Linked DNA regions of Homo sapiens: region 2 is linked to region 1. A link is a loop called in an ENCODE intact Hi-C map of the cell type or tissue named here. Cell type or tissue: MCF 10A. All regions are shown on one strand. Each heading gives the region's core, and the rest is flanking DNA. Links, peaks and the distances in the headings are about the cores only.

Evidence for each region. A loop is a pair of places that touch in the nucleus more often than their neighbours do. Peaks named below come from ENCODE experiments on the same cell type or tissue, not always from the same donor. Only the 100,000 strongest peaks of a DNase experiment are listed, where the experiment ranks them.
Region 2: it touches region 1 in a loop (12-fold over the local background); 20 of 110 quality-filtered maps call a loop at or near these places.

The regions. Positions count from the first base shown.
Region 1 is chr15:93,024,273-93,039,345 of GRCh38, reverse strand. CHD2 (chromodomain helicase DNA binding protein 2) reads right to left here. Exons shown (of 39, transcript NM_001271.4): 39 at 11,350-14,974. The coding sequence ends at 14,641. RGMA (repulsive guidance molecule BMP co-receptor a) reads left to right here. Exons shown (of 4, transcript NM_020211.3): 4 at 1-4,075. Among named protein-coding and RNA genes, the nearest start is that of RGMA, 57 kb to the left of the region's middle. RefSeq lists enhancers at 3,016-3,155, 6,851-7,355, 10,394-10,900. In MCF 10A, for the core only: a CTCF peak has its summit at 8,498 (motif pointing left); DNase peaks (open chromatin) are centred at 8,515, 9,425 and 10,445.
Region 2 is chr15:93,989,145-94,004,217 of GRCh38, reverse strand. It overlaps LINC01581 (long intergenic non-protein coding RNA 1581), which reads left to right. Exons shown (of 9, transcript NR_120320.1): 3 at 2,459-2,542. Among named protein-coding and RNA genes, the nearest start is that of LINC01580, 96 kb to the right of the region's middle. In MCF 10A, for the core only: a CTCF peak has its summit at 6,967 (motif pointing left); no DNase peak of the experiment used is centred there.

The DNA.
Region 1 (15,073 bases), core at 4,522-12,521:
GGCTTGGGGAGAGAGCGAGCTTGACAGGAGACCACGATGTCTTCCCCAGGGGTCTGAGCACCTGGGGAAATGGTGGTGCCATTTACCATGACTGGAAAGATCATGGGAGGAGCAGGTTTGGGACACTGAAGGCCCGAGAGCCCCTGGCAAACCACCAGTGTAAGTCCAAGAGTCCAAAAGCTGAAGAACTTGGAGTCCAATGTTTGAGGGTAAAAAACAGCCAGCATGAGAAAAAGATGAAGGCCAGAAGACTCGTCCAGTCTAGCCCTTCCACATTCCTCTGCCCGCTTTTATCCTAGCCTCGCTGGCAGGTGATTAGATGGTGCCCACCCAGGTTAAGCGTGGGTCTCTGTCTCCCAGTTCACTGACTCAAATGTTAATTTCCTTTGGCGACAGCCTCACAGACACACCCAGGAACGATACTTTGCATCCTCCAATCCAATCAAGTTGGCACTCAATATTAAACAGTTTCGGCCGGGAGCGGTGGCTCACGCCTGTAATCCCAGCACTTTGGGAGGCCAAAGCGGGCAGATCACTAAGTCAGGAGATCGAGACCATCCTGGCTAACACGGTGAAACCCCATCTCTACTAAAAATACAAAAAATTAGCCAGGCGTGGTGGTGGGCGCCTGTAGTCCCAGCTACTCGGGAGGCTGAGGCAAGAGAGTGGCGTGAACCCGGGAGGCAGAACTTGCAGCAAGCAGAGATCGCACCACTGCACTCCAGCCTCCAGCCTGGGCGACAGAGCAAGACACCGTCTCAAAAAAAAAAAAAAAACAACTAACAGTTTCGTTCATTAAGGCAATGTCCATGGGGCAGCTCCTGCATGCCACGCCACCCCTGCCCTGACATACTCCCAGGCTGACCAGCCAGAACTGGGGAGAGGGCATCTTGAAGAAACAGTCCACCCTCCGCCCTCGCATACCTGTGTCTCCCAGCAGACAAGACACACAAGGGCAGGGACTGCACTTTCCTGTGTGCAAATCTCAGGTATGGTCCAGAAATCACATCTCTTTGGTCTGATTGGCCTTACTTACCAAACCCTTGAAACAATGGAAAGAAGCTTGCTGCAATGGGAAGACCCCTGCCCCCCAAACCCTCTAACCAGGAGTCTACAGACCTCATTCCGTGGAAGTTCCCATTGTCCCCTGGGAAACCACCACCTTCTGAATCGGCACAGCCAAGGCCCCCAACCCTGCTATCAACAGCTTTCCTTAGCCACCTTCCCCATCCTGCAGGGCTTTTCAACATTTCGACTTTTTAATCCTTCCCTCCCTAAGATATAGACATGGTGTTAGTAGCAGAACCCTGAAGGCAAAGGAACAGAAACTAACACTCTCAGAAAGTCCTAGCAGGATGGTCTGAATTAATAGACAGCTGCAGGCAGCCAGTGTGCAAGGCACGCTCGTAATGTCAGTGGCGTTCCGGAATGAGGGCTGTGATCCCAGGCAGCCCAGATCCCAAGGCGAAAACATTCATGTCGCCCAGCATCACCCTGTCCTTGCCCAGGGTGACCCTGAGACGGCACTTGGATTCTTCCACATCTGAACTCAAACCTGCTCCCTCAGCTCTCCCCAGCAGGAATTGGAGCCCTCTCCAGGCCGTTCAGCCAAAGCAGAATGTGTCTGGCCAAGCAGATCTGCCCAGAGAAGAACAAAGACGTGTTCAGACACTGTCTGGGGAATTGGTTTTGAGCTCACTCTGAGCTCCATCTGTGCAACAAGGCCAGCGTCAGCTGTTACAGAGAAGGGGCTTGTGGCAGTTTATTACCCTGGTGAGCTGGCTCGGGGCCATGCTGACCGCAGGACTGTAAAGGACATAAGGCAGTTGGCAATATGGGAAGCAGCAGTCCCCAAAGCACCCCGTCAAGGAAACGATGCAAGAGCTCTGTCCACTGGACCAGCCCCACCCTACCCCGCCACGCCCTGGCCTAGGGGGAGGGACCTTGTGTTTCACGGGCCTGGATGGCCAGGGATGGACAGTGGCATGGGCACAGACACACCCAGACCGAAGGAAGGGCCCGGGCTCCAGAACCAGACCCGATCCAGGCTCCCAGCTCTGTCACCTACTGGCTGCATGAAAAGGGTGGGTTTTCCTTGTTTTGCAGCCTCAGCTATCTCAGCTGTGAGGGAACAATGACGCCACCTCCCTCACGTGGCGGTCCTGAAGATGAAATGTAATGCATGCAGCGCGGCGGCCGGCCCACCGTGTGCTCTTAGTAACTGGCCGCTGTTCTCTTCAGCCCTCCCGTTACTGACCACCTCGAGGGCACCGTTCCTCCAAGCTGACCATTTCCTGCCAGTCACCCACTGCCCAGCTCGCCCAGCCATGGAGTGGGCTCTGGTCCACGTGCATGGTGAGCTGCCATCTTTGTCGTCCTCTGGACACCACGTCTACCTCCTTGGGAAATAGAAACGAGTCCTGCATTGCTTTGTCAAATTTCACAAAAACCCTAGAAAGCAGATATTGCCCTGGTTTACAGACGGACAGACAGAAGCAAAGAGAAGCCAACTGACCCACTCCAGGTTACAAGCAGGGTCTGGTAGGAGAGCACGCGTCCACCCCACCGCTCACTGCGCCCACCTACTCCTCGCTTGAGGGCAGAGAACGAGCTGGGGCGGGGCGCTCCAGGGGGCACAGGCAGCCTGTGTTCAAGGCATGCTCGTGAGCCCCACAGCAGGGGCGGAGTCAAACCAGGGCTCTGGTTCTGGGGTGAGCAGAGGGTGGGGCCAGGCCCCCACTGGGAGGCTGACTGAGGAGGGGCTCAAAGGGCAGGCAGGCTCCATCAGAGCGGTTTGATGAGCAGGGCCGCTGAGTGGCCCTCAGGTCAAGGCTGGGGCCGGGACCACCAGGGACCAGGTCTGCGGGGCCAGGGGTCCCTCCCCAGGGTGGAGCAGGAAAACTCCGGCAACCGCCTTCTTGAGTGGACTTGACCTTCCCTTTCTCTGCTAATGATCTCAGATTAATCCCTTAAGGCAAGTGCCCCAGGGTGGGTGTTGGTTGCATAAAACAAGAGGAGTCCTTCTTCCCTTCCTTCCTGGCACAAACATTTGTAGGCCACCCCCGATGTGGCTGGTCGTAGTCTGGATTTGGGGGCACATTCAGGCATTCAACAAATACGTCATGAGGCCCCGTGATGAGCTGGGGGGCTATGCTTGATGTCGGCAGTACAGCTGTGGTCGCTCGAATGAATGTGCCCGCCCTCACGGGACTGACCTCTAGTGGTGAGAGACAGACACTAACCGAGTCACATGTGTGATTACACGTGTAATCATACTTACATATGTAACAACACGAGTTACACGTGCAGTGTGGGGAGGGGGCCCTTCACGGTGACCAGCCCATCAGGGAAGGGGATGCGGGTGGCAGAAGGAAGCGGCACACCCTTGTCCTCACGGAGCTCACAGGAGGTTCTCTGACCCTCATCTTAAGCCACAGGCTGTGTCTGAGCCTCACTGCCCTAGCTATCAACTGGGTGCAGGACTAGGCCTTAATCACTGGGCAGCGGGAAGAACTACATAAGCTCATACTGGCGCAAAGCCCCTTGGGAGACCGCAGGGAAAGCCATTGCATGAGGTGGTGACAGGCTCGGCCTTCAGAGTCGGGCTAGAATCTGAGTTCTGACAATGATCCCCGCCTTGACCCATCTCTCCTCAGGCCGCCCTGAGCCTTCCAGTTAGGCCTGGGCTTTGGGCTTCCGTGTTTGTCTCTGGATTGTTCGGTTTTAGCAAGAGTCCTGCTAAATTGGTCTTGCTGGAATCCTCCGCCCTCCACATCTGATTGCCCTTCCTGTCTGATCGTGGTCTTCATGCCCCACGGCCTCCAGGGGACGTCTGATCACCTGGCCTGCCTTCAGCAAGAATCCCCCCAGGTGTTTCCTCTTAAGAGGTTTTCCATCCACTGAGCCCACCCTGCTCCTTGGCCATCAATTCCCACTTGCCTGTACTGTATTCAGAGGGGACCCCAATCTCTCTTCCCAGCTGCAGCGGTCCCTGTCCAACACTGCCCCCCACCTCAAATAAAGTCTTTCTTACTGTCTTTAACATATGCCGTCAATAAAGTTTTAGCAGATCCAATTCCCTGCTCTGTGATCTTAGGCAAGTTACCTAACGTGTCTGGGCCTCAGGATCCTCAGCTGAAAAATGAGATAAATGCCACTCCATAGGATTGTCGGGAGACTAAATGAAAAAAAAAAATAATGCAACAAAGCAACAGGCCCAGAGCCTGGTGCCCAGTAAGCCTCGGTAGAAGGTGGCTTCTTTGCACAGGCCCATCTCATAGGCAGCCTTGTTTACCCACAGGTCTAGGTCATCAACAGCTGGGTTCCCAAACACCTATAATGTACAGACTGTCTAGGGGCCAATACTCCTCCAGGCCTTCCAGGGCTGCTTCGAGTCAATTTTATTATTCATAAGGCTAGGTATAAACTCTTTGTAATTATTTCTCCTTTCAAGTATAAAATCAAGACACATTTACCAATCAAGGCTAAACAAAACTACAAAACCAATAAAACTCAAATGAACAGCATTCATTTAAAGTAGTGGATGATGTTCTGCAGACACCAAATAGGCTGTCTCATGGGAGGAAGGAGCGGCTGCCAGGACCCAGGTTCTTCGGAGCTCAGCGCCTGTCCTGGGTGCCAAGCAGTGCTTTAGCTCCCTTCTGCTTGCCACTCAGGCCCTGTGACAACCGTCAGCACGTTTCCCCCATCCTCCTGGGGTCAAGCAGCACTGACCCCTTGGCACTGATACAATCCTAAGTCGTGGGTCCCTCTTCCCTCCCTCTCTTCCGAATGCTCCAGGATTTCTTTAAATTGATTTTAAAAGATGTTCATTAAAATGAAAACATAGGCGGGGCACGTGGCTCACGCCTGTAATCCCAGCACTTTTGGAGGCCAAGGTGGGCAGATCACTTGAGGTCAGGAGTTTGAGACCAGCCTGGCCAACATGGTGAGACCCCATCTCTACTAAAAATACAAAAATTAGCCGGGCGTGGTGGCGCATGCCTGTAATCCCAGCTACTCAGGAGGCTGAGGCAGGACAATCACTTGAACCTGTGAGGCAGAGGTCGTAGTGAGTCAAGATCGTGCCACTGCACTCCAGCCTGGGAGACAGGAGTGAAACCCTGTCTCAAAAATTAGTAATAAATGAAATGAAAACAAAATGGTTTAAATTCTTCCAGAGACCTCTAAGAACCATCCTCCCCACCATATATCTGTAGTCCCACGTTTGGGAAGTACTAAATCAGTATAACTGGGTAGGGATTCTTTTATCTGATTAGTATTTGCTTCCACTGTCAGAGCAGGGCTGAGAAAGTGAAGGAGACAACAAGCACTCCAGGATTGGGGCAGAGCGATGTGGGATGGGGTCCAAAGAAGGTGAAGATGCCCTGTAGTACGGGTCAGCAGGAGCCTAACACAATGTGGAAAGAGGTGGCCCCAGATGAAGCCAGGGGGACCACAGAGGTGTCACTGCCAGCCTGTCCTGGTCCAGGGAGGGCAGGCATATGGGCTCCACCTCCGGCCAGATCACCAAGCATTAGCCAGGCCTTGCTGAGGATGCGTATACCCTGGAGGACCACAGTAATGAGGGTTCGCCCCACATGGTGCTAGCATGTGCCAGGCTCTGTTCTCTCATCAGGAAAATAACACTGTTCTCCCAGGATTACAGGTGCAGACGCTGAGGCCCTGTAAGATTAACCACCCAGGCCCGGTCACAGCAGCCAGGATGCAACCCGATTTGAAGGTGAGCTGTCTCCAGAGCCCATGCTCTCAGCCTGCCTGCAGTGAGGGCCCTGGGTCTCCACGCTGGGCCTTGAGTCCTTCTTGTGCGAGCTACTTGACGCCGCACCGTGCTGCTGCTGCCCAGACCTCCCCACCTCCCCACCTCCCCGCAGTGCAGAGCCTGGGCCTGATCCTAAGCAGCTAGGGCCACGAGCCCATGAGTCCAGCACAGCCATGTAGATGCTAAAATACTAAAATAACACCAGGATATCAGCAAACTCCCCCTATTTACTACTTGCCCCAACCCCCTAAAGCCCCATCACCACTCCAGCTCAGCGGCAGGAAGGTCCCCTGACTCTTCCCACAGTCCAACAGAAAAAGGGATAACATCAAGTCCAGCAAGGAGTCTTAGACAGCCGCTCTAAGCTAGGACCTGTCTCCTGTCTGCTTTAAATATGCCCCCTCGTCTGCGAAGCCTGGGGAGCAGGGACCTGAAGTCTGGCTGAATTCCGAGCCTCCTCAGCCCCCAGAGAAGGTAGCACCCGCTTTGGCTCCTCTGGGCACCCACAAGAGAAGGCTCCAAGCGCAGCAAGTGCCTCCAGGCCACTGTTTAGCCAGGGACCAGGGCACCCAGACACAATAAGGAATGAGCCTAGAGGACCTGGTACTGCGTTCACCCTGGAACAGTTTCCCAGCCCCCTGTGTGTCTGGAACTGGTGGGTTCTTGGTCTACACTAACTTCAAGAAAGAAATCGCGAACCCTCGCAGTGAGTGTTACAGCTCTTAAGGTGGCGCCTCTGCAGTTTGTACCTTCTGATGTTCAGATGTGTCCGGAGTTTCTTCCTTCTGGTGGGTTCGTGGTCTCGCTGGCTCAGGAGTGAAGCTGCAGACCTTCACGATGATTCCTACAGCGCTCAAGAGAACCCGAGTGGGTTGCCAATGCCGGCTGGGGCAGCCTGCTTTTATTCTCTTATCTGGCCCCACCTACATCCTGCTGATTGGTAGAGCCGAGTGGCCTGTTTTGTCAGGGCGCTGATTGGTGCGTTTACAATCCCTGAGCTAGATACAAAGGTTCTCCACGTCCCCATCAGATTAGTTAGATACAGAGTGTCGACTGGTGCACTCACAAACCTTGAGCTAAACACAGGGTGCTGATTGGCGTATTTACAATCCCTGAGCTAGACATAAAGACTCTCCACATCCCCACCAGAGCAGCTAGATACAGAGTGTCGATTGGTGCACTCACAAACCCTGAGCTAGACACAGGGTGCTGATTGGTGTTTTTACAATCCCTGAGCTAGGTATAAAGACTCTCCACGTCCCCACCAGACTCAGGAGCCCAGCTGGCTTCACCTAGTGGATCCCGCACCGGGGCTGCAGGTGGAGCTGCCTGCCAGTCCCGCGCGGTGCGCTCGCATTCCTCAGCCCTCGGGTGGTCAGTGGGACTGGGCGTCGTGGAGCAGAGGGTGGTGCTCGTCGGGGAGGCTCGGGCCGCACAGGAGCCCATGGAGTGGGTGGGAGGCTCAGGCATGGTGGGCTGCAGGTCCCGAGCCTTGCCCCACGGGAAGGCAGCTAAGGCCCGGCGAGAAATCGAGCGCAGCGCCGGTGGGCCGGCACGGCTGGGGGACCGAGTACACCCTCCGCAGCCACTGGCCTGGGTGCTAAGTCCCTCATTGCCCGGGGCCAGCAGAGCTGGCTGGCTGCTCCGAGTGCGGGGCCCGCCAAGCCCACGCCCACCCGGAACTCCAGCTGGCCTGCAAGTGCCGCACGCAGCCCAGGTTCCCGCTTGCGCCTCTCCCTCCACACCTCCCTGCAAGCTGAGGGAGTGGGCTCCAGCCTTGGCCAGCCCAGAAAGGGGCTCCCACAGTGCAGGGGGTGCTGAAGGGCTCCTCAAATGCCGCCAAAGTGAGAGCCCAGGCAGGGGAGGTGCTGAGAGCAAGCGAGGGCTCTGAGGGCTGCCAGCACGCTGTCACCTCTCACCTGCACCTGTGGAGGCAGGAAGCGGAGCTAGAGAGGAACAGAACCTGGGTTTTCCGAGGGAGCCTCGTTCAGGTGGGGGCGCCAGGGGCTCTGACGGCATCTGTGGGATGCCTGGGGAAGACACCAGCAGGCATGGAGATGGGAACAGCAGAGCCAGAGATGGCCGGAATTGATTCTTGAAGACCACCAGGTGCTCAGCGGGCAGATGGAGGTGATGGAGGAGGAAGAAAGGGACCATGCCCTAGAGGCGGAGCTGGCCTCCTCCACCTGAGGCCGAGAGCAGCTGGGGCTGGTTGCAGTGAGGGGACTCAAGAAGGTTCGAGTGGCCAGCAGGGGCAGGTCACAGAGGGCCCCAGACCCAAACCAGGGCGCTTGGACATTAAGGTGAAGGTCACCGAGAACAGCCGGTGATGCCAGGGGGGCCTTGTGGCTCAGAAGGGTCCCTACAGTTGCCCCTCCCAGGTGGGAGGAAGGAGAGGCTGGACTGCAGAGCAGGACCCCCTGTGCGTCCCCGCACAAGGGCTGGAAGTAGGGATGAAGGAGGCTGGGGACGGGGCAGCCTGTCCCCTCGCGTCCCCTGCTCTTGGAGGGCAGTGAGGCTGCCTCTCCCTGCAGCCTCTGCCCCTCTCTTCCCCGTCCGTCTCCCTTCCTGCGGAAGCCACGTGGCTCCACATCTCCTGGGGTGTGGGGGGCTTTGTTGTGGGCTCCAAGGGGGAGAGACCCACCCGGGCAAGGGAAGAGCCCGGAACCTTCCCTGGGTTGGGTTTAGGTGTTGGGTGCCGGGCAGGCTGTTTGTGGAAATCTGCTGCCCTCTGCAGGATGGTTCTAGAACCACATTCGCTCAGGGGCCCTCAGTCTAGGCTTCAGAGAGTGGGAGCTGATCCCAAACACCGCACAGGCCCCAGTGCCACCCTTTGATCATGACAGCTGCCGAGCCCACCTGACATGCACCTCAGGGACCTCACTTGTCCCTGCCCAGCCTGGTGAGAAGCTGTCAGTATCTATTTGTAGTTAAGGCTTGGAGATAGAGAATGTGCTCCACAACACCAGCTGGTAAGAGACAGAGCCAATGTTCAAATCCAGTCTGTCCAGCCATGCCCGGCACCCACCCGCTGGCCCACGTGCCTTCCTGACCGCCCATCCTCATCGCCAGGGCTTGGCCGTCTGAGTAGGGGTTGAAGTTTGCCCAGATCCAGGATTTTCACGACCCTGTCCCTCTACCTCTGGCTGTTTTCTCCCTGGCACTCATGTGACGTTTGTCCTCTTACTGTTTGCTTCTCTAGGGCCCGCCCCCAACCCCTACCCCAGCTAGAATACCAACTCCAAGGGGCCAGGGCCCTTATCCTCCTGGTTCACTGCGCGGGTCCAGCTCCTGGAGCAGGACCAGCCCACAGGAGGGGCTGGAGACCTGGTTCAAGGAAAACGTCCTCTCCCATAACTGTCTGGTTCCAGCAGTGTCTCCCCCATGAGACTATGAGCTCCTGGGGGTTCTAGTCCCTGCTGGGCCTTCCTGCTGGGGTTTAGTCTCCCCGCACAGCAAGCTGCGGCTTTCCAGAAGCCCTGGCCAATGGGGCTCCAAGAGGGCAGCTCGCTTGTCTTGCAGTCTCTGGAGTGGGAGGTGCTGGGCCCGGTGCTCACCGGGCCTGCCCTCCAGGCCGGGCAAGCTCTGTCCTTAGTCTGCCTCAACCCATCCAGCTGCCCTCTGACTCAACCCTCTCCACCCATTCCCCAGCCAAGGACTTTGAATGCTGTCTCTTCCAGGTCGCCCTTAGGGTTACAAACCTTTTCCTTTTCCACTGTGCACACTCTCACTTAAAAACCGCATGAACCCAAGAAGCGGCCTCCTTCCTTTGCAGGTGAAGATGCAAGGTGATCACCCAGCTGAACATGGGGAGGGACCACATGGGGGCAATGCGCTGACTCGGGAGGCCCCTTTACAGCCCCCCAACGCCCCGAGGGCCACCACAGTGCCTGTGGTTAACGGGGCCCGTGTTTTAGCAACAATTCCTTCTTAGGTCACTAAAGAAATTAAGAGGAAGCTCACGTGTGATGTTCCGGAAGTGGATATTGTTCTGCCCATCTTCGAGGTAAGAAGCCTTTAGGCCATGGACTGGTCCATGTTCCCACACAAAGCCAGACAGCAGGAGGCTCAGCGCAAAACCAGGTGGCCTGAGCACACTGTCATCCACCACATCACACGCCAGCAGAACTGACCAGAACACCCCCAAGACGTCAAGCCTGGGGGAGGGGCCCACCGGCAGCAGCGGGAACAGCTCCTCAATTAGTGCCCAGGTTTCTGCAGGATGGAACTTTCACTGAATCCAGCTGCACCTTCTCCTCCCCACCCGCTCACTGATCAGAACAGATTTGAGGTGGGCTGGGAGACCAAATGGGTCCCATGAGATATGACAGAAAGGACTGGTGCAGGGGGCTTCAGTTAAGGCAACGCCTCACATCAGAGCTGGTCCTGCGCCTTTAAAAGCCACAGGTTGGAATCTGGAGCCGACTCTGGTCTGGCAAACTGCAGGGACTTGGGTTTCAATAAGTGACCTTTCTGTTGGCGCTGACTGAGGAGGGCTTGCCGTGATGCCAGGCGTGCGAGGCCCTGCCAGGGAGGAGGGAGGAGGCAGGGGCCCTGGGCCGGCCGCTTCCAGTAAAAGGCAGGCGTTTTGGCAGCTGGCAGTTTCGAAGCCTTGTTGCTATTGTAAGTCATAATAAGCTGATTATTGCAGTACTTGTTCTTAAAGTTTCCCCAAATTGTTCCAGCTGAGTCATGAGTTACAACACGATTGTGAGTCGTTTCTTGATGGGCACCAAGAGCCCTCAGCTTTTCTTCGTCTTTCTCAAGAACTACGTGAACTAAAAATCCCAGCCTCCCGCTCCAGCGCGGGCCAGGGCTGGCAAGGGCCCCTGCGTCCAAGTCCCCTGGGCTGACGGAGCGGAGTCACAGCAGTTGACAGCTCAGCTCTCAGTAGACACATGGCTTATTTGGTATCAAGATTTAAGAGCTAGTCTCAAAGTCACCAAAACATTAGTGAAAATCGTGGATCTGGGCAAACTTCAACCCTTATTCAGACAGAGATCTCCGCCCGCAGGCTGTGCCACCCTTCCTCTGTCTGGGCTGCACCAGAGCTGGGCCTGCCCCTGTGCCAGAATACTAAAGCTAACGTTTGTGTCAGTGTTTCCATTATAAAATGCCACCCCCCAGACCCCATCTGTTAAATTACCCTCAAAGCTACAGGCTGGCAGACACAGTGTTATTTCCTTCAGGATAGAAGGGGTGGCCCCCCTAGGTCTCCCTGGATCCCCCCAGGCAGGACTAACCCACGGGAATTAACTACCGGTTTCGGCAACCCTGGCCCTCCCTCAAGTGCAGAGCTGTGGGCCACAGCCTGGAGTTGCTCGGCCAGGGAGCTGTTCACCTCGACGACGGCATACTCAGGAACAGCTTAGGTATCTGTGGTGTTAAGGCCGGTACGCAACAATGCAACTGGTACTGGATGGAGGGAAATGCAACTTTAAAAGACTCCACTTCACAAGCTGTCAAAACATCTGGATGTGACCCAGCAACCAACGAGGGAAGGTAGACAAGGCGGTATCTCTAGTCACAGAGCTCACACCACAATGCAATGCAACGTGTTAGCCCAATTCTAAAAATGCTCAGTAACACTTTTTAATATACAAGAATCAAAAGTACAGCAGTTTTACAATGTAGGAAAATTTAATACATACTATATAAACAACATTATTTACATCAGAAATCACTAGGACAGTGGCATTTTTCACAAATATAAATTAATTACTGTTTAGTCAACAGGTTTTAAAAGTCCACAATTTTACAATAAAGAAAAACCATCTGTCCCCAGATGAGTGGGGCACAGATGGCCTAAAGCAGCCTGGACCCTTGGCATGGCTCCCCTCGCCCAACGTGGCAGCCCTCAGAGGAGCCGGAAGACCGCTGGTGCTGGGCCTGGGCTGCTGCTCCTGCTGACAAGTGGATTTTGGTCTGTAGGATTTCAGTGTCATTGTGTGACTTCCTAAATCAACTGTGTTTGCACCGTGAGGACTGATGCAACTTTCAGACACACCAGGCCAGAATGTCTGCAGCACAGCGTGCAAAGTGTTTGGGCTTCCCTTCGAAGGGCTGAGGAATGACTGAAAGGAGAGTGAGCCCCGGGCTCTGCTGGCACCTGTCTGTCCGGCTCTGAAAGACCGCAGTGATTAGCTTGGGGTTTCACCTGGCCCTTTTCTAAGGCCATAGTGTATCATGTCAACCCTTGTTCACGTGCAGGTTTTAGGTGATGCTAACTCCCTCTTTCTCAACCTGTTATTTCTACCAACAATGAAATCTTTCAAAGCCAGACTCCAGGGAATACCATCCTCACAGATTCCTGGGGCAGCTTCTCCCATTCACAAGTGAGAGAATTTACCTGTGCAAATTTTTTATTTAGGCATATAATATTCATACTGATTTAAATCAATGAAGAAATGCTTCCTTTTTCCCAGCACACTCTTCAAACATACTCCAGCACCTAAAATAGTTGTCTAATGGGGACACTGTAATTTTAGAATCAATGTAACACTGATCTGGCCGATACTGCCTTTTGCTACTTCATATGGCACTGAGAGTCCTAAATGTGAACAAAAGGAAGTTTCTTTTTCCTCACGATAAGACATCTCTGGGCATAACTCACATCTCCTATCAGCAACTCAAGAGAGAAGCCCTGATGACTGTGGAAACCCTGATGGAAATGCAGGACCTCTGGTGACTCCTTTGCCCCTCCTTTCATTCCTGAAGGACACTACCCAACTCTCTGCAGGGGCTCACCTCCTTCCCACCCCATCTCCCAACGCTCAAGGGCTCGACAAGCCAACCTAACCTTCCTCTTTGGCTTGGGCAAGGCAATCATGGGCTAGAGTCAGTATTATCGGCAAGAAGCTCCATCTGTGGTTTCCTCATCACTGTGTGGCCTAAGTGGAGACACAGGCCCTGCCCTCTCCACTGAGCGTCACGGCAGGCCCTCCATGGGAGGACTGTGGCCAGGTGGCTCATGCAGTCACCGGAGCTTTGCTTCAGGACATGTGTGCTACAAGTCCAGGCTGGACAACCCCAAGAACTGTGAGGGTTCAGCAAGCGGGGTGGGTCCACTGAGCTCTCAACACAAGCTTCCGGGACCCAGACCCTCATCTGGAAACCACACAGGCCAGCCCTGCGATGCTCTGTGTAGCAGGGAGCAAGGGTCACACCACAGCCACATCTGCTTCATTCGGGGGATCCAACTTGGCATGTCTTGGTAAAGGCATTCATGGTGCTGCCCAGGACACCAGCAAGCACTGAAGTCCTCACAAGTTACTTCAGGAGTTTAACCCTGCACACGCCCAACAGAAGGGTTTTCACCAGCTCTGAGCCTGGACACTTACAGGCACACTGTATGTTCAAGTCAGTTATTCTGTCTCCATCTAGAAAGGCCTTTGGATACTCTTAACAATACTGGCAATCTATACTGAGAATAAAACTGAAGGCCCCAGCATCAGTCAATTGAAAAGAGCCTGCTTAATTGATGCAACCAAACTTGCTTCCTAAACCTGACTCAGTTCAACTCTCGTATGATTTTTACTATCTATAGCTCAAGTCACTGTGTCTTTGGATGCTCCTTGTTTGGGAAAAAGTTTAACTTAGGTTTATACCTGATTATATTCTAAGAGAAACTGAATTCAATTCTAATGATCTCCAACTACAGTAGAAACTTGTTCACCACAGGTACTTATTTCCATCTGCCCACCACATGATGTGTGATTCTGTCTACTCTATTTCTTCAAGCTGTGCAAAGGGAAGGAAATGCAGCAGGAAGTGTTGACCTAGCGCAATACTGAAAGTTTCCCCCACTTGCTGGCACTACTGAACCCCACATTAGAAGCCTGTTCACTGCCTGCACCAGGACCCCCACCTTTGTGATTGCAACAAGTTGGTCAGCAGGCCTGCCTCTGCATCCCCTTCTCCAGGTCCTGTAGCTTTCCTTCTCACCACAGGAATCAGAAATCCACCAGGGATTCCAGTTCCCTGGCCACACTACTCCCCACCTACCCCACCCTACCCCTCACTCAGCCTACTCCCCAGTCAAGTAAGACCCATGCTGGCATCAGTGTTGCCTCACTCACAGTACTCAGTCAGCCAGAGAAACCTACCTTCCCTGGCACAGTGGGAAAAGGAGGCCCACTCAGGAGACCAAAGCTCTGAAATGTACAAAGACAGTGTGGGAAAAATTAGTGTTGGCAGAGATGAAGCAGTTGTGGAAGCTGTTGCCCTCTCTCTACTTCTCCACCCCAACCCCACCCACAGGTTTCACATAATGAGGCCGAGTGTATCACTTCTCCCAAGAACACATTTGAGGGGTGTACCTGCTCCCCTTCAAGTCCTATGCTTGTCCCCACCCGCTTGCCCCAACTCGCCACTCCCCATCAGCAGCATCCATCATGTCAGAGTGAACCAAATCAACCAAATCACACACTGTTCACCAGGTCCCAGCAGCCTCCATGCACCAGTTCCTGCCCCGACCATGCACTAAGGTCCTGGGAACACTGACCCTGGCAAGAAAACATTCATGACTCTGAAGATCCCCTGTTCCTTGACTGGGGAAACACATCCCAGTGAAGCTGGTACACACACAGTCAGCTCCTCCTCCAAGTGCCCGTCAAAGTGGGAGGCCAGAACTAGGCTGGAATGGGATGGGGTGCCAAAGTGCAGGAGTGGTGACCCGAATCAGAGCTGGACCCAGTGAAAGGCCTCCCATTCCTTGAAGTGCTCCTTCAGCCAGTGAGTTGACAGCAGCAGCATGTCCAAAACTCCACTTACTGGTCTAGATAACCGGCTACTGTAGGATCAGACCAAAAATATCCACGTGTTTGGTGACTCTTACTCTCTCCTTTACGAGCTGTCCTTTATGTTTTCCGAACATTCCAGTTATAATCTGGGTTGTTTTTCTGTTCTAGTGATCTCTCCAAAGGAGACCTATGATCCAGGGGTGACTTGGAATCGTGAGGAGATTTCTGAGAAGGGGGTGAGCGAGGATCTGAGACTGCAGGGTGCAATGGGGGTAGAGGCTGTTTATATTCCCCCAGTTTATCTGTGTGGAAAGAGCGGTAATGGTCTGAGGGTCCCTGGCCATGGTAGCCCATAGCGGGGCGGTGATCAGACATTCGTCGGAAATCCTGCTGGTGGTAATTTTGAGGCCTAAATTCATCGGATCTCCTCCGCTTGGAGTCATGATGGTGCCTGAAATAGAGATGCAAGGATTAGTCGAAAGACTGAAGCCAGATTCCCATCCACTTCTCTTCACTACCCACTTGGCTCTTCCTCATATACTCATATTCA
Region 2 (15,073 bases), core at 3,443-11,442, 970 kb before region 1:
CAACAACAATGTTTGGAGCAGTCTGAAGAACTTTAGAAAGGCAACCAAAAGGCTATTTGGGAATAGCTTTTGAATACAAACTCTATCCATCTATCAATCTATGCCCCCATCTCATAGAGCTAATCTGATTGAAGTCTTTTTACTAGGGAGCCAGGCAGACATGATTTTTTACAAGCTGAATCGCCTGGGGTTTAAAGGTGCCTGCAAGAAGTTTGTTTGTGAACAACTGGGTCTGTATGCAGCATTGTGTGAAGGGGAGGGGGCAGCAGAAGGAGAATGGAGAATGCTGCATGGTCTATGCTTTCTGTTCAAATATGCAGCACCTGGGACATGCAACAATCATTCAACAATAAGTGTATTTATTTTGTGTGTACTTTATGTCAGGCACTATTCTAGGCACCTGAGATGTATTGAAGAACTGTTTCTGAAGAGCTTATGCTCTAGTGACATGATATTTCATATAAAAATTACATATGCATATATTTATATATATAAATCTAGAACATATATAATGAGAATATATAACTACTATATATACTATAGCATACAACTATTATATTCTATATACTACATATAGAATATTATATACTATATATACTACTATATTCTATATAGAGAACATTATATACTATATATACTACTATATTCTATATAGAGAACATTATATACTATATATACTACTATATTCTATATATAGAATACTATATACTATACATACACAACTATATTCTATATATTATATAGGATATATAATTATATATAATATATAATGAGAATATATTAGATATATATTATAGATCTATATATAGTATACATATACAATATATATTCTCATATATATATTTAATATATAATACATTATATTATATAAATATATACATTATATCATATATAGAGTGTATGTTAATAATATAATATATGCTAATATATTATATATTAGTATATATAGTATATAGTATTCTATATATAGAAAATAGTAGTATATATAGCATATAATATTCTATATATAGAATATAGTAGTATATATAGTATATAATATTCTATATATAGTATATAGAATATAGTAGGTATATGTTATAGTATATATAGTAGTCATATATTCTCATTATATATGTTCTAGGTTTGTATATACAAATATATACATATATATTTTTATATATCAAATACCATGTCACTAGAGCATAAGCTCCTTAGAAACAGTTCTTCAACACATTCAGGTACCTAGAATGGTGCCTGGCATAGATTACGTTAGATTAAGTTTCATATAATTATATGAAATTATATAATTCATATAATCATATGAAATTATATAATTCATATAATCATATGAAATTATATAATTCATATAATCATATGAAATTATATAAATTTATATAATCATATATAATGGTATATATAATATAATAATATATTGTATATTATATAATAATATAATATATTATAATATATTATATTATCAATATTGTATATCATATATACAACTATATATAATGAGAATATATTATATGTACTATATATAGAACTATAACATGTAACTACTATATTCTCATTACATTATATATAATTATATATGATGTATGATATATTATTATATATTCTATATAGTATATAGAATATAGTAGTATAGTACATAGTATTCTCTATATAGAATATAGTAGTATATATAGTATATGTATTCTATATATATACTATATATAATATATAATGAGAATATAGTAGTTAATTATACCATTTTAAGCCACTACATATATACCTTTATATATATACCTATGTACCTATATATATACCTATATAACTATATATATACCTATATATATATACTACTATATATACCTATATATATCTCTAGCTGGGGAAAAATGACTTCATCAGTTCACCAGAGGACACATTGGTTGGTTCTCCAACATTTGTTCCTCCTTTTCCCTACAGACAAATGGTTTGCGTGGGCTGAGTAGACATCATGAATTGTCTAATCCAATTATGGTAATGCCATCCTCCCTGACAGTGATTAGTTCAGGAAATAAAGCCTAGGGCAACCACTGGTCACAAGGCAGTCCAGTCAATGAAATGCTCAGGAACATCGCTGGGAGCTGCGGAACATCCATAGTCTCTCTTTTTTCATAGATAGTGTGTTGCATGGTTGAAGTAGAAACTCAGAGGTGGGAAAAGTTGAAAGATACACAGAGAAGTACAGCTGGAGCCCTGATTTAAAAAAATAAAATAAAATGTACCTGAAACTTACTCCCTCTGTAGACTTTTTAATTGCATAAGTAAATAAATTCCCTTTAATGTTTCAGCTAGTTTAAACTACTTTCATTCTCTTGCAACCTGAACCATCTTAACTGACACTCAGCAAGATGTGGCATTAGGGTTTGGAAAAGTATGTCAGTAACTCAGTATTGTAAGGAAGTGGAAATATGTGCCTGGCCATGTCATCTGTGCATATTTCTCCTCCCAGGACCATTCTATTCCTGGCCATCTCTGTCACTTCAGTGGAGAAGCCATGAGCAACGTTCTCAACGTCCAACATTCCTCTCTTATGGTTAGTCCTTGCCCCAACACGACATAGTTCTGAGACATATTGTCCAAATAATCATTCAGTTTCCCTTAGGAGAAGGAGGGAAAAAATAGGAGGGAAATCAGTGAGGAAGACTCACCAGATGTATTTTTTTTTTTTTTTTGGCAACTAACAGAAACATCTGAGCAGTTCAAATCCCCCCCTTTTCTGTTAGAGAACACTTGCTGCTGATGTATATTAGTTGTATTTTGTTGACATGTGTTTTTAATAATAATGATGATGATGAGAAAACCCCCAAAAGTTGATAGCAAACAGAAAAATGCTAGTACTGACAAGGATTTGTTATTTCCCTAAAGCCAGGGAGTGCATTTTTGGGATGACCTGGGGTCAGTCTCCATCATCAAAATCTCACTGTTCTGAGCATTTCTCTGCTGAGTACATTTCCTTTAGTGAACTGAGAATTATTTACTTTAAAAAACCCCTCTAAACCTTTACTCTGAATTGCAACCACAAAGGTAGAGATGCTCTTGTTTTTGTCTGGGGCATTTCCCCCCACTATCTGCTATATCTTATTAAATCGTTCAGTGTCTGTGTCCATATTGCATTATTTTTTTCACAGACGAAACATTTTGTCAGCTGTCAGAGACCGTGAAAAAGTGACCATGTTAAGACATCTGGCTTGATTACTGGGGACACTGAAGCTGAGGCCTTCCAGAAGAGCAGACTCAGAACAAAGTCTTGTTCTTAACATTGTCTCAGAAGAGGCAGTCTTTAACACCTCATCTCCAAACATCGTACCATGTTTACCTCTGGCACACGCCAGCCCCCCATTGTAACCGATTGCTCCAACTTGGCTCACTCGCTCAGCTCGGAAACTCAGGGCTCAGCCAGCTCTCCTATTCAGCCCAGCACTGGGGCCAGCCTGGCTCTAACTGGAAGCCACCTTCAGTTTGCATTCTGACCTGCAGCTCTCACCTTCATAAGCCAGACTTTCAGAGTGTTCCAATAACTTGGATTAACTTAAATATTTACAAACTTTGGGGGGTTTTGTGTACTTTATGTATGTTCATTGTAGAAAATGTCCATTAAGGAAAAAATCCCCCATATGCTACATTCCAAAGATAACTACTACTAATATTTTATGTATGCATTTTCAGATTTCTTTGCAAATATTTTTTCAACCTCATACACAAATATATATCCATCTATATCTATATATCTATATGGATATGGATAAATACATTTTTAAATATTCTAATGTGGATGCATATGCCAACATAATATATAAATAATTATACTATGCATATAGTTTTATAAGGTACTTTTTATTTTCCACAAAGAAATTGTATTTTATTTTCAGTAAATACACATGTACTTTATCATTGTTAATGAGATGAGGTATTCAATTATATTAATATCTCATGTCTTACCTGTAATAAATGGACATTTTATATGATGACCCAGTTTTTTATTATTAAATAAATTGGTGCTTCAATTTTAACCAAGTTATGTCACTGTCATCTAGGATACATTCTTAGAAGAGCATTTCCAATGTAATAGGATTTAGATACTTTCTAAAGTTTTTGCTACATATCTGTATTTTGCTCCAGAAAAGTGGTACAAATTTATGCTTCTAGCAGTAGTGCATGAATCAGCTTAAGCTTTGACTGTATTTAAATGTTATCTCCAGGGTCGATGATTAGAGGGATCATGAAGATGGCTTTCATGTTACCAGTCAGTTACTATTCAACCAGGTCAACAGTGGTCAGTACCATTGTTGATGTTACAAAGGTTGTGAAATCCTTAACGACATGACATAATTTAGTACCAAGTGACAACTGACTTAAAGAAAATCAGATATAAGATTCATAATATATTTGCAGAGCAAAAAGCACCCTAGCAAAAACCAAAACTAGGTATTTCATGTAATTTTAATCACAGATGCAGCATTCATATGTGATGCACTAAGATAGGGCCCCAAACAAGTAATCTTTGCCTAAATTTTCTCTTTGGTTCTAGGCCTATATTTCTTTCTTAGTGCAAGATATCTATCTATCTATCTATCTATCTATCTATCTATCTATCTATCTATCATCTATCTATTGTCTTCCTCTATATAGTTATGTAATCCCATACCTCCAGAGTCCAATTTCCAACTCTTTTCCCAACTTTCCGATTTCTGTTATGAACGCTGTCAATTCTCCTGTTTCCCAGGCTCAACATGTCTGAACTGTCTTTAGCACATCAAAATCATTGCATTTCTCTGTAATATCCCAAAATCTGGGCTTCATATCTTTCTCTCAACATTTCTGGTCTCCTTGCTACCTGGGTTTTCCCGTTTCTCATTCACTTGTTATTTTATGACTAATTTTTAAATTTTCCTGAGTTGTGACTCGGACTCAGCTACTCGCCACATCAAATGCTCTAAACGACTCCTGACTGCTTTCTGAAATAAACCCAAATATCGTATCTGGGTATCCCAGGCCTGAATGCTTTCATCCCATTTAGCTGTCGCATGATGTCCCTCTCAGTTCTCCCCTTCACGCATTCTCCCATCTAGCTGAACTGGAGTATTGCTGTGCTCTGAACATGTTCCACGCAGTTTTCATTTTAAAATTCGCCCTGATTATTCCTTCTCCAGGATGCTTCTGCTCATCTACTAGTCCCATGTCTTTACTATCTACTCCACCTTTAATATTTCTTCAGAGTTTTAATTCAAAAGAGACAAGAAGCCTTCCTCCAGTGCATTTCCACTACATATTATTTAGTCTTTGGACATGATAGGCATTTGTTTCCTTGTATCATCCCTGTGGTTAGTCAGTTCAGCCGCTTGTGAGCAAGGGCTATGACTTGTTTCTCCATAAATCTCCTGCAGTTACCGGGTGCCTCGAGTAGAACAGTTGCTCTAAAATAGCTGTTGGGTGCCATGAAGATAGGAAAGGCTAGAAGGGGAATTCGGTAGGCTAGTGAGTGTTAAAAACATGCTTTAATACTTGAAAAGATGTAAAAATGACTTTCATGCTCAGTGGAAACTCAAGTCATGTTAGATACTCCAAGTTACATGATACATTTTATACTTTTAGAAATCTCAGAATCTAGGAAGTGACAATGGGTTTTTCACAGATAAGTTAACTCTATGAGGGCTACTTTTTATTCCAAGTGGCTGTTTTTTAAGGGCCAGTACCGTCATAAGGCTTTGCTTGATCATCCTGTACAGTGATGAGGCTGTTTGGAAATTACACTCCTCCCCTTCCAGTAACTAGCGTTCCTCACCTTATGTGAATTCTTGGTTTTTCTAAGAGAGAGAAAAAAAATCCCTTTAAATTTCATTGATACTCCTTTCTTTATTTCTCAAGCTCCTATTTCTTGGAAACCTATAACACCTTCACAACTGGCATGCTCCAAGTTGAATGGGTCTGTGAGGAAAAGTAACTTCCACTATTGATAAGGTTGCTGCCCCAATCCCCAGACCCCAAAAGGATAAGGAAGACAAGACACCTGAAAGATTTATGACATTGTTTTTGGTTTTCATATTTTTACACTAATTTTGAAGAAGCATAAAAACTAGCATTTTACTGGTAACTCAATTTCTACCAATGAGTGGAGTTGGATTTAAGGTAGTGAATTGAATAAGAATTTTGGGTAATAAATTCATCGATTTTGTGCCTATACAATTATTTTAATACTGATACTAAGTCAAGATATTCAACTGCTCAAAAACCTTCCGTGGGTCCCCGCTGTCCCTAACATTTAGCCCACGCATGACCTGCTAGCCCCTTTTATAGTCAAGCTATACCTTGACTTGAAAAGTATACCTTTACATTCTTACTTCTAAATAAAATAATGTAGGCATGTGATGCCAGGCTATAACATTTAGTTTAATCCAGGAAGCAGTTGGAACCATTTACCACATTTAACATGGGGAGTAGCTGAGTCAGATCCATGCCCTAGGGATAAAGGAGTAGAGTAGTAAACAGGAGCCCTCCATGAGAGGGAGATGGGCACATTCACAGCATCACTCCTTGCATCCTTTAAAGGTTCCACTAGTCCGGATGCTGATTCTGGTACTCTAAACCCTATTCAATGCCCGTATTTATGCATGAAACATTCCCAGGTTATTTCACCTTAAAGGGACAAATAATTTCCTTTTTAGGCATTCTATAGCACAAATCGTCTGAGAGATCGTAGAAGCATTCAATTTGTGATTGCTTTGCTATATATCGTCTTACATGATCATTTAATGGGTTTTTAATGTATATTATTTGTTTCTTTGATTAGATTATAAATTCCTTGAGACCTGTGATTATATTGTACACATCTTTAGAACCAAGGGACAAGTTTACATAATGTATTTACTGTAGATATGCTATCAACATTTGGCAAATATTGTTAATGCATAATGAAGTTTACTTTGGGAAACGTGATTGCTCTGTTACCTCTGGCTCCCTCTAGTGATGCCCAAAATATGACATCTAGCTGCACATTTCTGTTTCATCCCATTTGTTGGAATTTTATGACTATCAGATGTGATGCAGAGAACAAATTCAGCTACAAGCAAAACAAAAATTATAATTATGATATATAACAATATTATATATTAAATGATTATGTGAGACAGTGATCATGTAAGACCATGATATATAGCAAAGCGATAGCAAATTGAACACTTCTATGATTGCACAGAAAATTTGTGCTATAGAATATCTGAAAAGGGAATAATTTGTCCCTTTAAGGTGAAAGGGACAATAAATTATTGTTGTGTTATATTTTGCTTGATTAATAATATCATAATTATTACAGCCAAAGCGCATCAATCTCCTATTTTATGCCAAGGGCTGCTGAAGACAATGATACGTATTTTCTCACCTAAACTGCATGAGAATCATGTGAGATAGCTATTATTGTCTTCCAGCATTTACAGGTGAGGAGACCAAGACACAGCAATGTCTAGGGACTTGCCTAAGGACACACAGTGGGATTTCCCTCATTCTAGTGTGGACAGATTGGAGCATGTGAATGGATACCTTGAAACTCTGGAATAATTAGGCTGCTGGTTGGTGTGCTTTACCCCTAAATCTTACTCAAGAATGGATGGTTCTGACAAACACATGTGCACAGCAGGCAGTACTTAGTTTATTTTGAAAAGAACTGAACAACCGCATATGGCAATGGAAATAAAGGAAGCTTGTTCAAATGGCCAGTCTACGCTCAAATTTCTAAATGAGGTAACTATTTCAGAATAAGCCTTATTTTGTATTGTTTTGCCTATGAATTGACCTAATTAAAAATTAAATAATTTGCATGGTAATAACACATGTACCTTCTCATCTGTTAGTATCACAACTCAAATGGAATTAAAATTTAAAATGTCATATAAAGTGGGAAAATAGTAACTCATGTTAACATTCGTATTGATCTCTTATTGTATGAGAGAGAGAATCATATCACTAAATAAAGAACAAAGTGCATAAACTCAAAAGAAAAGTCTCTTTCACATTCTATGTTACCTACTTGCAGGGAGGTAAATAATGTAGGTAGGTCTTACCTGAATGATGGTAGATTATCAATACAAATCTATATTTCCATACAAATATACATTTTTCAATACAAATCTATATTTCAACACAAATATATATTTTTAAGTATAAATTATACATTCTTCCTTGCTAGACAGCACTAATATTTTTTGAAAAACAAAACAAAAAAAATCTCTCTGTCTCTCTTTTCCTGAGCATACATTATTATTAACAAGAGGCATCTGGTTCCCATTAATATTGAGAGAAGAAATCTATCTTAGGAATTATGGTTTAAGTTGAATTGTAGGGCAGGAGAATTAGCCATCCGTCCTGCTTCACATGCATTTGTAGTCATGCTAATCACCAGCAGGAATCAAGTCAGTCTCTCTCTCAAAATGAATTAAATAATGTAAAATCTCTTTCACTGTATTTAGGGCAAGTGAGCCATATGTGCATGTGAGATCGAGAGCATGAATGTGTGTGGTGTGTGTGTGTGTGTGTGTGTGTGTGTGTGTCTGTGTGTGTATGAGGAGACGGGGAAAGGAGGAGAGCAAGAGAGGAAAGTCCTTGGAAATAAGCCATCATGTTGCTGTTCATAGCAAATACTCCATCTACTACAAGAAAAACATCAGGTCTTACAACTTCTCCATGGGTTTATGAGTACTACTTTTAGGGATTATCCAGGTACTTGGAAAGGTAGTCAAAAAATAAATGATTTCTCATTAAAAAAAAAAATAAAATGGAATTTGCAGAGCCAAATGAGAAGTCTCCAGGAGTAAACAATGGCCTGTAGCAGCCAAAAGATGTAATGTGAGTGAAAAGCAGGGTTGCTTAGTGCCCGGAACCCTTAAGTCTAAGCAGATAGAATTAGATTTGCAGCCTCTGCCTGCCAATCATTTGCTCTGTGACCCTGGAAAAGTTGCTCAGCTTTTCTGAGCCTCCTTTTCTTCACCTGTGAGTGAAATGATTGGTATTTATGTCACGGGACCATGGTAAGGACTAAACTAAATGAGACCTTCTCTTTGAAATTCTTTTAAGGCCCACAGTGTGGTTGAAGCTCCCAATAATACTTGGATCCTCTTTTGGTTTCTTTCATCTTACCTGGGGAAGGCCGGTTGCCAGTCTGTCACCTGCTTGAAATATCTGCACATAGCCACGCTAGTCTCACATAATGGCAGATCCTGATTACCTTAGATGAAGTAAGATAAACAGATCAGAAGCTTCGGTTCTGCCTGGACTAATTAAATAATGGCTTGTTCATCTACACTTTGGCCCCCAGCCAGATGGGAGTCAAATATGCCAACCTTGACTTTGCCCATGAAGATGCATGGTTCCCTTCTTTGCCAAAGGAAAAAAAATCAAGTTTGAGAGACAGTTCCTATTTCTTAAAAAGTATTTGGGTGTGCATACATACCTTCTTTTGCTTTTCTTTCCTCCCTTCCTTTTCTCTCTCTCAACCCTTTCTCCCATTAAAAAGGGGTTTGAGTGTAGAAAAATGTCAACTGAGTTTCTCATTTTAATAAAATAAGCACCTAACTTAAGTGGGGGAAAAAAGCATTTTATGAAAATATGTCTCTCTTGCTTATGAAGTTGAAATCTTGAAGTAGTTTGTCATGGCTAAAATTTGGCACAAAGCACTGAATATCCTTTGAATGATTATATTAAGATAGAGGTCAAAAGAAGAAGAAAATTGTTCCACAGAAGGCCATTAGATATTCCCATAGGAAAAGTACTATAATGGTCCCATAACTATACACTGTTGAAACCACTGGCTCACAAAATGCAGAGTAATGAAATGAGGCTTGTTTTATACTCTTGCTTCATTAGATTTCAGGTTCAGAAGTGAAGGGTTAGAATATGTGGCCAGATGGGCTAGGAAAGCAGTTTGAAGAATAAAAGAGGCATCAAGGAGAGGTCAGATGTTCCAGAGTAAGAAACTTCTCATAAAGCAAATGGAAATGTAAATTAAGCCATGGCAATATGTCACAGGGGCATAATAAACCTTGACATTTCCACAATGTGTGAGAACTGTTATACCCTGTGCTCTGCAGATCATATTTGTGTGATATTCTCTTGGATGAGGGCCATTGACAAGTGTTATCTTTAGAAATTGTCTTCAGTAGTCCAGGAATGGAAAGCAAAGACTCAGATCAAGTTGTGGGGGAAAGAAAAGTTATCATCACTGACTGAATGCCAACTGCCTGCCAAGTACTACGCTAAGTGCTTTCCATTTTTCTCAGTCCTCAACAAAAGTTTTATTCTTTCGAGATTGTTACCACCTTCTTGCAGATGAGATAACATAGTACTGATACTACTAAATAATACGTCCCAGTCAACATGGCTGATGAGTGACAGCACTGAAATTTTACCCGAACCTTGATGAGTTTAGTAATGTTTATTTCTTCTCATTACAGCAAGTCTGCCATAAAGAAAAGAAGTAATTTATTTACCTGGAATCTGAGATGACTTTTCTAATCCAGCACTCCCAAAATGTGCTAAAAGGGACACTAGCCTTGGGATTATTTCCCAAAAAAATCATTGCTGTTTAATGTGTGTGTCCTTATATATTCTTCGGTGTCTTTTCAAAGATTCAAATGCATATTAGCTTACTTAAATTTCTGACAACCCCTATGCTAAAAGAAATAAAGCTGTTTAGCTTCATTTAACTGAACTTCAAAATTTTCTTTTGACCACAACACCTTTAAATCTCTGACTGAATCAGTGTTCATCCCAATATTCTTTGAGAAATGCCATTCCAAAAACCAACACGACATTCCTAATCTTCCTCTTGTCTGGTCGTTTCCATTGGCAATGGATTAACAAACATGCAGGATTGAAAACTCACGGCCAGTAGGAGAAGGACCTCTTTCAATAAAAAAGAAGAAGTCAGGATACATGGAGCAGACCAGTGTAGAACATATTTAGTTTTGGGTTTTGATAAACAGAGTTCAAATCTAACCACTGGATAGGCAAACTTGGACAAGATTTAATCTCTCTAAACTCTGGTTTCCTCATCTGTATGATGAGAATCACAAATCCTACTTAATAAGATAGTTATAAGGAGAAGATAAAATAATAATTCCTATAAAATTTTCTGTAAACCATGAAGAGCTAAGTGACATTATTTAAACCTTGCTATTTCTTTAAGTAGTCTCATTATTTCTTCATGTGTCTTGTCTTTTATTATTGTAAAATCAATTGCAAGACATAAACATGAATGTTCTGAGACCTCAGGATTACACCTGCTGTGTGAGTAGTTAGGAGAGGAAGTAAAGTCAGCAACAACTTTCCATGGACTTTTACTGTGAAATTATAATTATAGTAAGACTGCCTTAATGTGATATGTAGTATTTGTCTAAAACCAAGACTTACCATGATATCTAAGGCCAAAACAGTGGGCTCTAGGAAATCTCACTTAAACATGTCACAATATTCTTATTACTCCTATTAATTGATTTTCTTCAGAAAATTCTAGACAGCACATAACTTAAATCATATAAAATTGTTTTCATAGGTCAAGAGTGGGTGAATAAAGGACATGAATAGACATTTCTCAAAAGAAGGTAGACAAATGGCCAACAAACATACGGAAAAATGCTCAGCATCACTAGTCATCAGGGAAATGGAAATTAAAAGCACAATGTGATACCACCTTACTCCTACAAGAATGGCCATTAATAAAAAGTCAAAAAAATAGGTGTTGGCGGATATGAGGAAAAGGGAATGCTTATACACTGCTAGTAGGAATCTTAATTAGAACAATCACTATGGAAAACAGAGTGGAGATTCCTTAAAGGGCTGAATATAGATCTACCATTCGATCCAGCAATTCCACTACTGGGTATCTACCCCAAGGAAAAGAAGTCATTGTATGAAAAATACACTTGCACTTGTATGTTTATAGCAGCACAATTAACAATTGCAGAGATGTAGAACCAATCTTAATGCCCATCAACTATTTAGCAGATAAAGAAAATGTGGGATGGGTGCGGTGGCTCACGCCTGTAATCCCAGCACTTTGGGAGGCTGAGGCGGGCAGATCACGAGGTCAGGAGATCGAGACCATCCTGGCTAGCACGGTGAAATCCTGTCTCTACTAAAAATACAAAAAATTAGCCGGGTGCAGTGGCCAGCACCTGTAGTCCCAGCTACTCGGGAGAATGGCGTGAATCCGGGAGGCGGAGCTTGCAGTGAGCTGAGATCGTGCCACTGCACTCCAGCCTAGGTGACACAGGAAGACTCCCTCTCAAAAAAAGAAAAGGAAAAAAAAAGAAAATGTTATATATATATATTTTTTTCTTTTACATTCCATAGTATGTGGAATACTACTCAGCCATTAAAAGGAACAACATAATGTCTTTTACAGCAACTTGGATGGAGCTGGAAGTCATTATTCCAAGTGCAGTAACACAGGACTGGAAAATCAAAAACTGTATGTTCTCCCTTATAAGTGGGAGCTAAGCTATGAGAAAGCAGAGCATACAGAGTGATGTAATGGACTTTAGAGACTAAGAAGGGGGAGGAGTGTGGGGGAGCAGGGATAAAAAACCTACACATTACGTACAAGGTACACTACTCAGGTGATGGGTGCACTAAAACCTCAGAATTCATAACTACATAATTCATCCATGTAACAAAAAACCACTTGTACCCCAAAAGCTACTCGAGAGGCGGAGGTTGCAGTGAGCCGAGATCGCGCCACTGCACTCCAGCCTGGGCGACAGAGCGAGATTACATCTCAAAAAAAAATTTTTTTTGAAAAAAAGAGTGGGCCAGGCATAGTGGCTCACACCTAGAATCCCAAAGTGCCTAGAATCCCAGCACTTTGGGAGGCCAAGGTGGGTGGATCACAAGGTCAGGAGTTTGAGACCAGCCTGGACAACATGGTAAAACCCCATCTCTACCAAAAAATATACAAAAAAAAAATTAGCAGGGCATGGTGGCACATGCCAGTAATCCCAGTTATTTGGGAGGCTGAGGCAGGAGAATCATTTGAACTTGGGAAGCAGAGGTTGCAGTGAGCCGAGATCATGCCATTGCACTCCAGCCTGGGTGATAGAGCAAGACTTTGTCTCAAAAAAGAAAAAAAGAGTGGGTGAATATTAGCGATTTCCTATAGCTCCACCTAAAATATATCTGAATATCTACAAGAAATAATTCTAAATGCCCTTAAGCTGCACACTTGTGGAGTAAGCAAAGAATTCTTTAGGAAAAGAGTACAATTTTAGTGTCATATTAAAAACTTACATAATTTTTTTTCTTCATACAATTTTGATAAGTTATGTGAGGCCATTTAGTGAACTGGACCTTTATGGGGAAAATTGCATGAGTTCCTCACAAAAAGGTGGAACCAGCTCGAGTCTCTGCTAAGATGTAAGGTTGACAAGGACACATGGTTTTTCTATTCACTGCCCTGCTCTGTTGTCTAGAATTGATCCTGCTCAACCAACTTACAGGTGGTTGGTAAATATTAGGTTGGTGCAAACGTAATTGTGGTTTTGCCATTGAAAGTAATGGCAAAATCCACAATTACGTTTGCACCAACCTTACACTTGCTAATGAAGTTAGCAAGTGAATGGATCGTCACCATATGAGTGTGTATATTATAGGCATTTGCCTGTAGGAAGTTCAAACTTCCTCACGTATTTGATATTGCCCATACCAATTCTTGTGATTCAAAATGCCATGTCCCACTTTACCTACTACTAGCCATGTAATTGAAAGAAAGCTGTTTCTGTGTATGACTCCCATGTTTCAAGTGGAAATAAAAGCATAAAATGAAACCATTTTCTATGATTTTGTGCCTAGTACATAGTGAGAATGAAAATCAAATTCCATCATAATGTTACAATCTCAATTCCTTCTTTAACCAAAACAACCAAATTGCAACCTCATTCTATTCCCTTATCCAATGTTCTTTAAACAAAAGACAGTTATCTTACAGTGCTTCTATTACTCACTCACAGGAAAGAATTTGGGAAAATAAAGGAACTCTAGTTTTCTGGGAGGCCCTGTACAGTGGTATGGATAATATAAAAGCTGTGATTTATCAAGCATTTGCTCTCTGCCAGGTATTATCCCTGATATCCAGAGATGGCATCTACTGCCCTTCATCTTGACCCTCGGCTGACTTGTTTGTAAGAAAAGAAGGTGGCAGTGTGGGTTCCAAGGCTAGGTCAGCTTCCACCATGGTCTCTTGGACTCTCCTGGAACCCTGCTACCATGCTCTAAAAAGCCCAAGACACATGGAAAGACCATATGCAGGCATTCCACTTGAAAATCCCAGCTGATCCCAGCCTTCAAGTCATCCCAGCCCAAGCCCCCAACCTGTGAGTGAGGAAGCCTCCAGATGATTCCAGCTCCCAGCTGTCCCTGTCACCCAAGCTGTTCTCCAGTCTTACTAGCTGAGGCCTCAGAGGCCGTGGAGCAGAATCAGACCACCTCCGATGTGTTCGGTTTAAATTCTTGCCTCACTTATAAATTATTATTAATCCTTTCTGTCCTCCACAGGCCACAGCCATAAAGTCAAAAACAAATGGGAATTGGCCTTAATTGGAAGGAAGTCACTGATTCCAGAATTTATTTTGCTGTGAGAAGGAAGAACATTGACATGGAAACACTCATTTTGAAGTTGACAGAATGCTGCCTGGAGGATTCTAAGAGAAAAGTAGCATGAGTCGTCTACCATGCAAAGGGAAAGATTAGGTCTTATTATAATCATCCTGCCTAAAAGAATCCCAGCCAGTCAGTATAAATAAATAATCAGGAACCTGGGGAGGAGCCAAAGGTCCCAGAGAGCAAATTGTATCTATTAATACATTTTTAAACAGATGGAAGATAAATGAATAGTGTTTGGCATGGAATTGCAATATATTTTTAATACAGCCATTCATGAGATTGCCTCAGATGGTCAGTTGGTGGGCAAGGAATAACTAAGGGAACAGGGCTAGGAACAACCAAGTTTTAGTCACTCCCAGTGGTTGCTAGATTCTTCCCAAATAGAGTTAGGTGAGTCTCAGACTTACATTTAGGAAGCATC